2 separate regions of the Homo sapiens genome follow, and region 2 is linked to region 1. A link is a contact called in ENCODE Hi-C or POLR2A ChIA-PET data. All regions are on one chromosome and are shown on one strand. Each heading gives the region's core, a stretch centred on a gene start or an enhancer-like site at or near the end of the contact. The rest is flanking DNA. Distances are from core to core; before and after follow the strand shown.

What was found. A loop is a pair of places that touch in the nucleus more often than their neighbours do. ChIA-PET counts read pairs that join two places held with the same protein, here RNA polymerase II (POLR2A). Pooled maps may share reads with other maps.
Region 2: a map of Right ventricle myocardium inferior shows a loop between it and region 1 (3-fold over the local background). The contact joins the enhancer-like site here to the promoter of LINC02875 in region 1. A Hi-C loop is called at or near these places in 7 of 168 maps with a recorded cell type or tissue (Caco-2, HepG2, Right ventricle myocardium inferior and 4 more), 3 of 37 single-sample maps with no recorded cell type and 4 of 50 pooled maps. POLR2A ChIA-PET finds 5 or more read pairs at or near these places in 7 of 52 experiments (CD4-positive, alpha-beta T cell, Caco-2, H1 and 4 more).

Annotation. Positions count from the first base shown.
Region 1 is chr17:61,409,525-61,415,831 of GRCh38, reverse strand. LINC02875 (long intergenic non-protein coding RNA 2875) reads right to left here and starts at 4,081. Exons shown (of 1, transcript NR_160788.1): 1 at 2,552-4,081. RefSeq lists silencers at 3,075-3,134, 3,155-3,214, 4,735-4,904, 6,065-6,214, 6,225-6,274 and 1 more and an enhancer at 4,784-5,366.
Region 2 is chr17:61,470,345-61,476,930 of GRCh38, reverse strand. The region is part of intron 5 of TBX4 (T-box transcription factor 4); the gene reads right to left. Among named protein-coding and RNA genes, the nearest start is that of TBX4, 21 kb to the right of the region's middle. RefSeq lists enhancers at 1-414, 6,178-6,586 and a silencer at 6,049-6,343. Within about 2 kb of position 2,215, at least 2 of the 41 ENCODE cell types and tissues checked have a DNase peak (open chromatin) inside an H3K27ac peak, as active enhancers do.

The sequences.
Region 1 (6,307 bases), core at 2,832-5,331:
TCAAGTGTACTTGGAGGAGGGGCCTCTGGCCCAGGACCTGGGGGTGGGGGGGCTATCCTGGAGGGACCAGGTGCACTTCATTCACTCATCCAGCAAGGGCTTTCGGCACTCCTGCCATGTGTTATGCACATACACATGCACCTACCACACACAGACACACACGAACACACAAAGACATGCCCATATGAAGATGCTTGGTGGGGTAGTTTCCTTGGGAAACCAGGCCAGTTGCCAGCTCCCCAGCCTCTCTGAGGCTCTGCGGCTCCTCTCTGCCCCCAGTTTGCTGGGGCTAAGCCTTTTCGCACCCCACCCCATGCACTGCCGTGTCTTCTCTTGGGAAGGGATATATTCCTTGAATGTCTCTATCTTCTACCAGATCATTGGCTCCCTCAATGGGGGTGCTGGTGTCTGTTTCACTCATTGCTGGGTCTCCTGGCCCAGTGTAGGGGTATGTGTGTGGTGATGGCAAGGTGACCTATTGGGTAACTTGCTCAGACCTGAGGGGTCTCCCAGAACTCAGGATGCCAATAGTCAAACCAGAACTGTCATGGGCAAACGGGGACAGTTATGGGCAGGCAAAGCATGGAAGTGTTGGACAGCCCCCCAAGAAGGAAATAAATAAGACCCAAAGTGGGAGCTGGATGAAGGAACTGACCAGCCAGTCCAGGGCTAAATGTAAACCAGTCCCAGGACAGCCTGCCACAGGGCTGAGCCAAATGCCAGGGGGACTTTGAAGCCCAGGCGTGTGGAGCAGGAACGCCAGGCTCCAGGAAAGGACACAGGCCTGGGGTCGGCCAGAGCCTGGTGTGGCCCTGTGACCTGCTTCTTTGACGCTGTATGACCTTGGGCCATTTTGTCCTCTGTAAAATGGAGATAATCATACCAGCCACCCCGTGCTGAGAATTCAATCAAATGTCTGCATGTTTATTAAGCACACAGTGGCTGTTCCACAGCTGCTCCTGTCGGGCTGAGGAGCAGGCACCATGGAGCCAGAGGACATCCTGCTTGTTCTCTTTGGGAGAGAAATAAATAATATTGAGAGCAAACATGAGCCATGCCCTGAGCTAAGCACAGGATGCAGCCCCCTCTCGGGTAATCCTCTCAACGCCCCTGTTAGGGTTTTACACTGAGAAGCCCCTGCCCGACCAGGGGTCCTTGCAGGCCCAGCTGGGCTGACTGGAGCCATGAGGCCACCCTCCCCCGGGCCTGCTGGACTTGGGCTCTGAGCCAGGCTGCTTCTCCCACGGACACACCTCCTGGCCAGGACATCCGGGCACTCCCTCCCCTGCCCCGTTTGCCCTTTTCCTGCTGCAAGCCTGACTCTCACCCATCATCACTTCATCAGCGAAAGTTTCCAAGGGCCAGGCCCAAGGGATTGTGAAAGAGCTCCGTCCTTTATTTACTGGATGGCCTTGGGCACCTCACTTCATTTCTCTGAACCCCAATGTCATGTCTGTGAAACGAGGACTCATAGTCTCCACCCGGCCAGTGAGGGTCGGGGAGAGGCCACATGTGAAAGCGCATTGACTGCCATGAAGGCTTCCTCGCAAGTAAGAAATTAGCCTGGGGGACCCCCTTAAACATGGGTGCCTGAATGGCCTTCATTGGTATCGCTTTCTCTCTTTGGGGTCTCTCTTTGGAGAGAAGTCACACACAGTCAACAAATTGTAGTGCTGGGCACCAAAGTCACCCCCGCCCCCCCGCCCGCAACCCACTAGTCTGCATCTCTCCAAAAGCAGCTTGCTCGAGGTAGAAGGCCAAGCTGTGACTGACAATCGCACCCCACAGGGAATGGAGGCAGCCGGGACTTAGAATGTAATTTCCTAATTGGGAATTCATCCAGGCCACCAACCCAGTCCCCCACCCCAAGAATCTTGGCCAAGGTCCTCAAGGTCTGTGACTCCACCTATCCCTCTGGCTCAGGTTCCTCAAGCATTAAATGGGAACATGGCTCTTCTCTGAAGCAGTTGAGGCTGGGGGCGGGACGGGGGGGAAACTGGACCCAGGTCAACTGGCCATTCGCAGATCAACTGGATTTTAGTCCAAACTACTTATTTTGCAGATGAGGCTTCTGCAGCCCAGAGAATAAAGTCACATTTTCAAAGAGCACTCACAGCTCTAGAGGCAGAGTTCGACCTTGTACCTATCTATCTCCTGTCCAGTTTTCCTACCAAGCAGCTGCTTCAGCCATAGATGAGCATGTAGATAATTATTAAATCACCAAAGATTTGGTCCTATTCTCTGCTACACTGTACTTTGAAAGAGAAAAGAGCTGAGAGCCTAGTGCAGGGACGACATCTGGCCTGGGTCCCATCACCCAGCCGGTGACTGTATTGCAGTGGAAATGACCCTCGACTGGTGTTAACTGGGCTGCTTTCTAGCCGTGTGCCCTTAGGAAACGTGTGTAGGGTTAATCTCTGAGGGTGCCAGAGCTCATCTGGGGACATAAAAGGTCAGCTGGAAACAGGCTTCTAAGCCCCACCCCCTCCAACTCTGGCATTCCCCAGCCAACGGGTCTTACATCCCCAGCCTCCCATTGAGACTTGACCCAGAGCATTGGTGGCTTTTAATCCAAGGGCGAGATTCTCAGGCTGACCCCTGGGCCCTCCCCAGTCCCCACCACCTCCCGCTGGAATAACGCAGCCCAAAGCCTCCCCTATGGAGGCAGGAACTTAGGTGAGCAGCTCCACAGGGCACATCCTGCCCTCGACCCTGAAGACCCCGCCCTGAAGAGCCGGATGAGGGTGGTGAGGAGGGCGGGTCGGAGCCGAGGGGGCCCTCTCCGCTGGAGGAGCGCTGGATCCCCGCCGATCCTTCCCCTATCCCGCCCGTAAGTCCTCACCGTCGAGTGGGCCCCGCGCTCCTAGGGCCGTGCGCCCCGCGCGCTGCGGATGCCAGCCACAGCCCCCTTCGGAGGGGCCCAGGAGGCCGGAGGCCGGCGGCTCACTTCCCGCAGAGAGAACGCGAGGGCCCAGCCCCGCGGGCGCGCAGAAGAGGACAAGCTGGGGTCTGCAGCAGCCTGGAAGGTCGCCGAGCTGGCGCTGCCGGGCGGTTCTGGCAGCAGGGGAGAAGGCCCCACCCCGAGCCTCAAGCCCTCCGCTCAGTGTGTCCGCAGCCCCGGAGTCCCTCGGTCCCTCGGCGGCCTGTGCCGGGCTCCGGACCCGGCTCTGCCTGTGTCGGTGGCTGTGCCTCCGTGCCCCGCTTGCCGGGGTCCGCAGTCTATCTCCCGCTCTCGCCCGAGGCGGGCTGTGAGGCCGCGGCCCGGGCCCTGGCCTGCAGCGCCATCTCGTGGACCTGTGAGGAGTTGCCGAGGCCCGAGGCCTGGGCGGGCTCTGGGTTCGCTCCCACTCGTGCTCCCGGCGGGGAGCTGCGGGAGCTGCCAAGAGGACTCGCTGGGAAACCAGGCGCGGCCGTCAGCGCTGGAAATCGGTGCTTCCGGAGTGGGTTTGGGGTCCCCGGCCCCATCCAATAGGAGGAACAGATATGCGCCTCCGGAGAGCCCAAAAGGAAGTCCAAGTGCAAAACCGCCCCGGGCGTGCTCGGACACGTTCAGCGCCCGGCAACCAGCCTCCACCCCGAAGGCGCTCCCGGGAGGGTGCCCAGGAGACCCGGAGCTCGGGCTTCCTCCCAAGAGGGCGGGGGCTCCCTCCGCTGCCGCCCTGTCCTGCGAGCAGGGAGCGCTCGGCCTCCTGCGGGATCCCGCCTGACCGCCGGTGCTCCGCACCTCGGGGCCAAGGACAGCGAAGGAGGGGGAGGAAGCGGGACTGGATTTTGGGTCCTTCCCAGAGCGGAGGAAGGCAGGCTCGGGGTATAAATCCAGGGCTCGTAGAGGCTGTCCCTCAAGGGGCCGTCCCATAACCGGGAAATAGGGGGTCCCGGCCTCAAGCCGGGGCGCTTGAGCGTGAGAGTCCCGGGGAGAGCGAGGCTGAGCGCGCCCCTCCCGCCCCAGGAGCACCCCACGCAGGAGTTCGCGGTCAGCTGGGGAGGCGGGCCCGGGAGCTGCGGCCTTCGGGAGGGCAGGGCCAGGCCATACCGGTGGCTCCGGTTCTCCACAGCAGCGGCGGGGGAGTGGAGGAGGAAGGGCTTGAGGGCTCGGAAGATTCCGATTAACCCGAGAGGAAATGAGGTCCCCTGGGCCTTGGGATCCGGGCGGCTTAGCCGCTAGGGGTCTCTCGGAGCCCCTGCACTCACACCCTCCATCTCCGAGTTCCTCCGGGAATCGCACGCGCCACCCCACACCGACACGCACAATTCCCTCTTAGACCTCACACGCCCCACACGCGAGAGCCCGAGGCGACAGGCTAGGCCGCCAGCAGGTATCGCCATCGTCCCAGCACTGGCCCTCCTGCCACGCGTGTGCCGGCGGCTCTGCCGTCCAAGGACCCCGGGCCAGGCCCTGAAGGGTTAAGGAGGCCTTGCGGCACCGGAGCGGCGGGTACGCCGGGCGCCTAGGCTAATTGGCGACCCCGGGGACAATGAGGGCTGGGAGGCCGGGGAGGAGGGTGGCTTAATTGGACATGGGAGTGGCCTAGCCTTTGTCTGGGACAAGGCCCAGCCGCCGGCCGCGGGTTCCCGCAGTCGCACTCAGGCTACCAGCTGGGGCCCCGCGGAGCGCCGGGTGGGCGACTCGGAGGGGACATGTGCGGCGGGAGGTGGCGGCGAAAGTGGTGTGGGGGATCTCGAGGCCCTGGAGTCCCACCCCACCCCACCCGGGTTGCTGCAGCAACGACGCGGCCTAAAAACGGCCGCGACTAGGCCGCCCCGCCCGGCCTTCGCAGGCACCCGCCTCCCCCGCGCCCATGCCCGCACCCGCACCCCTCCCGCGACCCTAAGTCGGTGCTGCCCCCTGGTGTCCGCAGCCCTGTACGTAGGCCGCCGCGGGCGCGCAGCCGACTCTCGTCTCCCTCCTAATGTCCTGCTGAAAGTGAGAAGCCGCGGGACGCAAACGCGCCGCTCCTCTAGGAGTATGAGAGGCGTTTCAGCCCAAAGCGACCTCCAGCAAACGCGCTGCCCACGAGCTTCTATTTAGGCTGGAAAACGGGCTTCTCTGTCCCTGTCGGGTTCCCGGACCTGCCCGCAGGTCTGAGGCAGGGAAGCCAGAACCCACCCTCTGGGGTTGGGATACGTTCTACTGCAACCTCCCACTCGTGCACTGGCTGAGTCCCCTCCCTGCTCCAGCCGCATTCGGCGTGGCCTGGGGGCAGCACCATCCTGAAGAGGCGGGCCTGGTTCTCTCTCTCTCGCTCCTTGCAAATGTATCGGCCCACAAAGGCGTCCTGGGAGTCTGGGGGCCCAACTGTCCATTCCACCTTCACCATCACCGTTCCTCCATCTCAACGTCCCTGGTGTTTTGGAAGCCAGCACCCTCCCCAAGCCCCACCCTGTGCAGTGCCCAAGGTGGGCAGCCTGTTGGGGCAGGGCGTTCAGGGTCCCCAAGGCTTAAAGAGGAGAGAACTGGGAAGGAGGTGGCGTGCTCGGTGACCGACCAGACCCAGGGCTAAAGGAGTGCCCGCCCAGCTCCCACTGCTAGAAGTGGGGGCTGGAGACACCTGCTAGCTGGGCAAGGAGGGGGAGCTCACCGGCGCGGGGTGGGAGGCAGCTGTCCTTGCAGGAGTGGGTCTCGGGGAAGGACCAGCCTAATGGAGACTGACACAGCTGGACCCCGGAGAGACCCCAGCCAAGCCCATTATTATACAGGGGAAACTGAGGCAGGAATGGAAATAGCCCACTGACCCCACTCTCCACTCTCCCAAGAGGGATTTAGATAGATGAGTTAAAGTAAGACCTTTTAGTCCAGATTTTGCCACTCTAGCCAACAGCCCTGACGCGGAGGAAATGTTTGTCTTTGAGGTTCAGGAGGCAGAGAGAGGGGAAAGAATTCTAGGCTCAGCGATATTTGGCGGGGAGTACGGGGGTGGGACACAGCCAAACCCCTCCTCCGAAGGGAGAGGTTGGACAAGGAACACCCATCCTCCCAGCCCACCCACCCAGAAGCATTGAAAGGAGATGGGTTTCCAGTGTGGTTTCCCGGAAAGGGAGTCAGAAGCCAGGAGTCCAGGCCGCTCGGCTGCTCTCCTCCCGGCCCGGGTGGGTGCCCAGGCCCGTTGCGCGGAGCTGCGGGAGCGGCCGGCAGGGGGAGTCCAGCCCCGGCCTGGGACGCACCCCGCGTCCCGCGCCGGCGCCGCCCGGCCTCGCGGCTCCGCCAGCGCCCCAGCCGCCCTGCCGCCGTGCCGCCCTGCCGTCCCCGGGGTGCAGCTGCCGCCGGGCGAGGGGCGCGCAGCCTTTTGTCCCCGCCTCTCGTCCCTCC
Region 2 (6,586 bases), core at 966-3,465, 63 kb before region 1:
TGCTCTTATCGTGCCCTGGGGCACAGGGATAGCCTAGAGAGCCAGCTCAGCTGAGGAATGGGTGGGCCAGGACCTGGGCTGTGGGTACTGGCCTTCCCTGGGCTCCTCGGTTGAGCTGGGTGACTCCATCCAGCAGGAACCACACTTTCTGCCTTCTGCACTGGCCACTCCCGCCTCAGCCCTCAGTGACAAACCTCCAGACCTTCACGAGGCAAGTACATAACTCCCAAACCCCAAACCAGGTCCTGCAGCTGGGGACCTGCTGCCCGACTGGGGGCCTGCCAGGTGAGGAATGCAGAGTGAGGCTACAGGACACAGGTCCCGCTCAGAGAGGCCTCGATGTCTGTCCCTTTCCAGGACGCTGGGGATGCTCCTGTGGCGAGAGGAACTGGGCCTGGAAAACACCTCCCAGCCCCTTTAGGTGACTCCATCACCGTGCACTATTCACAGAGCTGCAGGCATCCACAAAGGACCCACGTTCCCGGAAGATCCAGCAATGGAATACCTGGGAGGTGGCCCGATAGCTCCAGGAATGCCCAGTTCCTACCTGTGCACCTTTGCACATGCAGGTCCCTCTGCTGTCTCGATCTTCCTTTCCCATTCTTTTCTCACCTTCTGGGCCTAACATCTCTTCTAGGAAGACCCAGATCTTCCAGGAAGTCTCAGGTACAAGGGCCTGCTCTGAACGCCCAGTTCTGAAACTTACTTCTCATGTGTTATCTACCTGGTTGTCATTCTGCATCCTAGTGGCTTCCTATTTCTTCTTGTCCCTTCAATTAAACTCTAAACTCCTCAGGAGAAAGGGCTATACCTTTTATCCTTTTGTACCTCCAGGCTCCTTTGCCCCCAGACAGGATCTAGTGAGTGCAAGGTCGGGTTTGAGAGTGGGAAGATCTGGGCCACGACCACAAACCCTCCGTGGGAACGTGGGCAAGTCCCCTCCTCTCTGGTCTTTGCTTGCTCACTAAAGACGAGATCATCTCTAAGGCATTTCCTAGGTCAAAAGTGGTGATGAAACATGTGCAGAGATGATCTCCCATGAGTTCCCCGATGTGCCAGCTCCTTGGCATGAAGGCCTCCCCCAGTCACTCTAGCTCTCCAAAGGTGGCAGCGCAAAGGGAGAACAAAGACCGTGGGCTGAGAGAACCCAGGACAGAGCCATAGGCACCAGCACCTCATGAAGGCTGTGCAGGACACTAGGACACATGGCAGCAGCCACCCTGCTCCTGTGACACCTGGGCAGTCACAAGCAGTCGTGGGCTCGTCAAAGCCCTGGGTATCATCATCAACTCCCCTCCTCCTCACTGTCATCCACCTCCAGGTCCACTCAGTGACCGATTCCTGTGACTCTATCTATAAAACAAAAGCCCCTCCATTCCTTTTGCACACCCCTGCTTCAGGCCCCACCATCTTTGGCTGGGCTGCTAGGACAGCCTCCCCCTACCTCCATCTACTTTCTCTCCATTTCCTCCTGAAACACATCCCATCAGTTCACTCCCCTGCTCAGAACCTTCTGGGAAATTCAGGAAGATGTGCATTGCTTAAGAGCAGGGCCTTTTGTATTTCCTCCTCTTTCCCCCACATCCCCTCCTACCACTGCTGCCAGTATATGGGGCTCAGTAAATGCCTTATGTACACAATCCACCTTTGATTGTTCCCTCTTGACCCTTGGAATAAAGGCCAAACTCCTTAGCCCGTCAGACAAAGTCCCTGATGACTAGGGTGGAGAGAGTGCCCAACACATCTTCCGAGGCAGGGAACCAGCCAGGCTCACAGGGAAACCTGCAAAGAGGGAAGCTGCCAGTCCTACAGGGGCAGGTGGGAGCCACTAGGTGAGGGTAACCCCGGTCATAGAGAAGTCAAGAAGGGTGCAGACGCCGTCATGATCTCTGTTCACCAGCGTCAAGTCCTGAGCAAGCTCTTCTCCTTCTCCAACCATTGGGGTCCCCATCTATGAAGTGGGGCCTTTGACTAAGTGGTCCCAAACACCCCTTCTGACTCCGACAGTCTAGAACCTGGACAGGTATCTGGAAGAAAGTCCCACCCATTGAGCCAAGACAAGTATAAACTTGAGCCTTAGTCCCATCAGCCGGGAGAATGTGAAACCAACTCAGTGACTCACACACCTGGCTTTGCTCGGAAGTTCCTCAGGCGCCACATTAAACTACTTTGCCAGAGTTTCACATTTATATTTGCTGCAGAGGATATGGGGCCAAATGGGCCAGCCACGTCAACAACCCCACTACATGACTGGTTCCGTCATCATCGTTTCACAGAAATGGGATTCATTATGTTCTGGCCACAATTCAGAAGCCTGTTCTATTTTAACAACTGCAATTGCGCCAAACATCCCTCTCCTCAAGAGATCGCCATAGCGTGCTTGGCCAATAAAGCCCAGATCTATCTACATTGGAATCACAGAACATTAGGGCATGGAGAGGCAGGCCATTGAGATCATTCGTGTCCAGCTCTCTAATTTTACAGATGAGGAACAGAATGCTGGTAGTGGAGACGTGACTCGCCCAGGAACACACAGCTGGTTGGAGACACAGTCTGGAGCAGGATCCAGATGGCCTGTGAGAGAGCACACACTGCTCTCAACAAGCTCAGAGTTAATGAGAAGGTGCCAATTAAACACTGTAAGGGACTTGGGTCAGCAGGCCCTACAGAACACAGAACACATGTTATCTGGATGCTAGCCCCTCAAAAGTGTGGCTAATGTCCATTTTGTCAGATACTAAAACCAGATTTACCCTGCATCATAATTTTATTTTCTGTGACTACCTTCTCCATCATCCTTCTGATCCTCCCCAGCCCTACAAAGAGGTTAGGACAGTGACAGGATCTCAGCTTAAACACCAAAGAAGGAAAGAAAGAAAACTGAGACCCCGGATGATAAGAGGTGCATCCAAGGAAAATTCAAACTAGATCTAAGTCAGGGAGCCCATCAGCCCACTCAAGAGGCCTTGCCCAGGGAACCTTAGGCATCACTCCCATGCGAGCAACACTGGGGTGGTACCGTGGGGCCTCCAAACCTTCCTGCCTTCTGCCACAGCAACAGCAGTAACAGCTGGCACTTACTGAGCATAGCTTATGTGCCAGGCCCTGTGCTAAGCCATTTACATTCACCATAAAATTAATCTTTACAGTATCCGTATAAAGTAGGCATTAATTATTATTGCCCTTATTTTAACAGGCAAGGGACTGAGGGTCAGGGAGGTGCAGGCATTTGCCCAGCATCAGACAGCCGATTTCAGGCACAGCCAGAATTGGTACTAGTTTCCAAGCCTGAGTTCATACCTTAACCTGGCTGGGGAGGGTGGGACCTGATCTGGAGTTCAGGGCTTGCCACATTGTCAGGGATCAGCAAATGTGGGAGGAAAGGAGGAAAGAGGGAGATAAATAGCTCTGGGTCCCCACTGGCAGATTAGCAGCATAAGCTTTGGGGGGACATCTGCCCCTGGCAGGGGAAGTGGCTTTGCTGTCTGATTACCACCCCCTTCAGGAGTTTCTCATGCACTTACCATCCACCAGCACCCGCTGGCTTGCCAGACACGGTGGCTAGGCACTAGGATGTCACAGTGATTGGAAACCTCATGGTTTACTATCTGGTGGGGCAGTCACATAGTAACTCCGAAAATGAGCAGAAATAAGTGGTGAGAAAATGTAGTGAAAGAAAGGCTGCATTTATCATGGTAACAAATCAGGTGACACACCTAACAAGAAACGTGCAGGGCCATTTCAAGGAAACCTGAATACGTTTTGAAGAACCAGAAAACCCTCAGCAAATAGAAAAGCCTTCCTATCAGTCTTCTCTAAGTAAATTTATAATTTAAGGAAAATCCAATAAAAATACAAATAAGCTCCTTTTTTAACACTACAAGCTTATTCTAAAATTTATGTGAAAAAATAGACAAGACTAGCCAAGAAAACTCTGAAGAAGATCAAGGAGGCCCAGTCCTGCCAAACACTAAAACCTATTATCCAGTCTCAACAGTTAAAAGACTGGCGTGTGAACAGGCACACATTCATATAGGGATTTAGTGTTCAGAAATAAGGCACCTCAACCAGGGGAGGAAAGGGGACAACTCAATTAGTGATGCTGGGACAACTGGATAGCTCTGTAGAAAAAAAAAAAAAATTGGATTCACACCTCAAATCAATGCCAGGATAAATTTCAAAAGGATCAATGGTTTAAATGTAAAAATAAATCCATAAAATACTAAAAGAAAAGTCCCTTATAAGTAAGGAGGGGGGTTAGGGCTTTCAATAACTCAAAATCCAAAATCTATAAGGAAAAGACTGGTCAATTCAATCAAAAGCATCGGTGTGGGAATATCACTACAGGCAAAACCAAATGACAAATGATAACCTGGACATGTGTAACTCATCACAGATAAGAGCTACATCCTCCTAATTTATAAGAGTTCCTAGAAATTGATATCAAAAACCTACAAGAAAAATGAGCAAAGGATGAGAACAGCAGTTCGCAGGAGAGGAAATTTATTAAAAGAAGATGCTTAACCTTACTCATAATAAAGGAAATGCAAATTAAAGCTAACACTGATATCCACATTTCACCTGTCAAACTGACAAAAATCCACAAGTTTGCTCTCCCGCCCTTATTGGTAAGGCCACAGCAGTGGTGGAAATATATACATCAGTACAGCTCCCATGGAGGGGAATTTGGTGATATTTTCAAAGTTACAAATCCACGTACCCTTTGAACAGGCCATTTATCTCACAGATATACTTGGCACAGCATAAAATGGCATATGTACAAGCTTAATCAGAAGAGCAAAGAATAAAAAAACATCTAATTCCTTCAACAAGAACTGGCTACATGATTTCTGAAACAATCATTTTGATAAAATTCTATGCAGCTGCAGGCCGGGCGCGGTGGCACACGCCTGCAATCCCAGCACTTTGGGAGGCCGAGGCAGGTGGATCACCTGAGGTCAGAGTTTGAGACTAGTCTGATCAACATGGTGAAACCCTGTCTCTACTAAAAAAAAAAAAAAAAAAAAAAAAAAAAAAATTAGCTGGGCATAGTGGCAGGCACCTGTAATCCCAGCTATTCAGGAGGCTGAGGCAGGAGAATTGATTGAACCCGGGAGGTGGAGGCTGCAGTCAGCCAAGATCACACCATTGCACTCCAGCCTGGGCAACAAGAGCGAAACTCTATCTCAAAGAAATTAAAATAATAATAATTCTGTGCAGCTGCAAAAGGGATGAGGAAGCCCTCTCTGAATAGACTATTCTCCAAGAGATATTATTAAGTTTACAGAGCAAATGCAAAAAATGTTTCTATAGTATGCTACCTTTTGTGTGTAAAAGAGGGGATTCCAGATTACACATTCTGCCTATGTGCAAAAAAAAAAAAAAAATGCTGAAAAGAAATTGGTAGCCATGGTTGCCTGTACTGGGGGTTGAAAGAAACAGTGGATCAGGAACAAGTAGAGAGAGATGTCGTATTGTAGACATTTTAATTTGTTCAATGATTTATGTTTAAAGCTTGTGAAAGTATTTCCTATTCATAAATAAAATGTTAAGATGCAAATAGGTATAAAATTATAACCTTGGCAAGTACTAGCATGAAAAGGTGCATAGTGCTCTGACAGCATGGAATGAGGACCCCAACCTTTCTCTCTGAAGAAGGTGCATTTGAGCTTGGATCTCGCAGCTCAGGAGTAGCTACCTAGGTGAAGAAGGTGGGAAAATAGTCCCAGGCCTAAGGGTGTGGCAGTCAGGCCTATGCCAGTTATGAAGCCCAGTGGCTAGAAGGAAGTCGCATATTAAGGGGACTAATGCGTGCTACTTTGTGACTGAGGAACTGCAGCCCACACCTCTAGCCCAGGGGCTAATGCAGCCCCTCCAACAGTTGGACTCACTGCGTCAGAAATCATAAACTGGCCCTCCCTCCTCAGCAATCTGGGATACCTGCATGCCACCATTTCCTCATCGTGCTACAGGATACAGGTCCCGCCTATGCCCCAGTGAGGCCCTCCCTGACTTCCTGAAGCCCAGGTATTGCTAGAAGCTTATTCAGAAGAGGAGAAGAGGAAGAAAGCCGAGGGAAGCAGTTTCCTTTCCCATCTCATAGTCGCCGGGCACAGGACCCTGCTGGGCGTGGGAGGTAGTGGCAGGCAGGAGGGACAGTGGGCAGGCAGCTTCTGTGGCCAGCAGAACAGCAGAAGCAAAGCTGAATTCAGGCCACCTGGAGGCAGCTCATCCAGCCCCAGCCCCTTGGTCCTTTCTGCTCCCGCCTGGCCCAACCTCGGGACTGGAGCTGACGCCCAGGTCTGAATCTGCCCTCCTGAACCTGCCTTCCAAGGTTCAGACTGGAAAATTCCTTGTGGATTTCTGCTGTGAAGGCTTTCCTAATCCCACAGCAAAAACCCACAAGGAGTGTTGTTCTAGTGGGAGCTCAGTCCTTTTAGGAGGTTCTGGCCATGTGGTCTGAGAGGTTCCTGTTCCAGGGCCCCATGTGCCATACAGGACAGGCTACCAGGCCCAAGACTTCAATCTAAGGTCCTCAGACTTCAGAGAAGAGCAGCATTCATGGAAGAAAGGAATCTTGAATGAT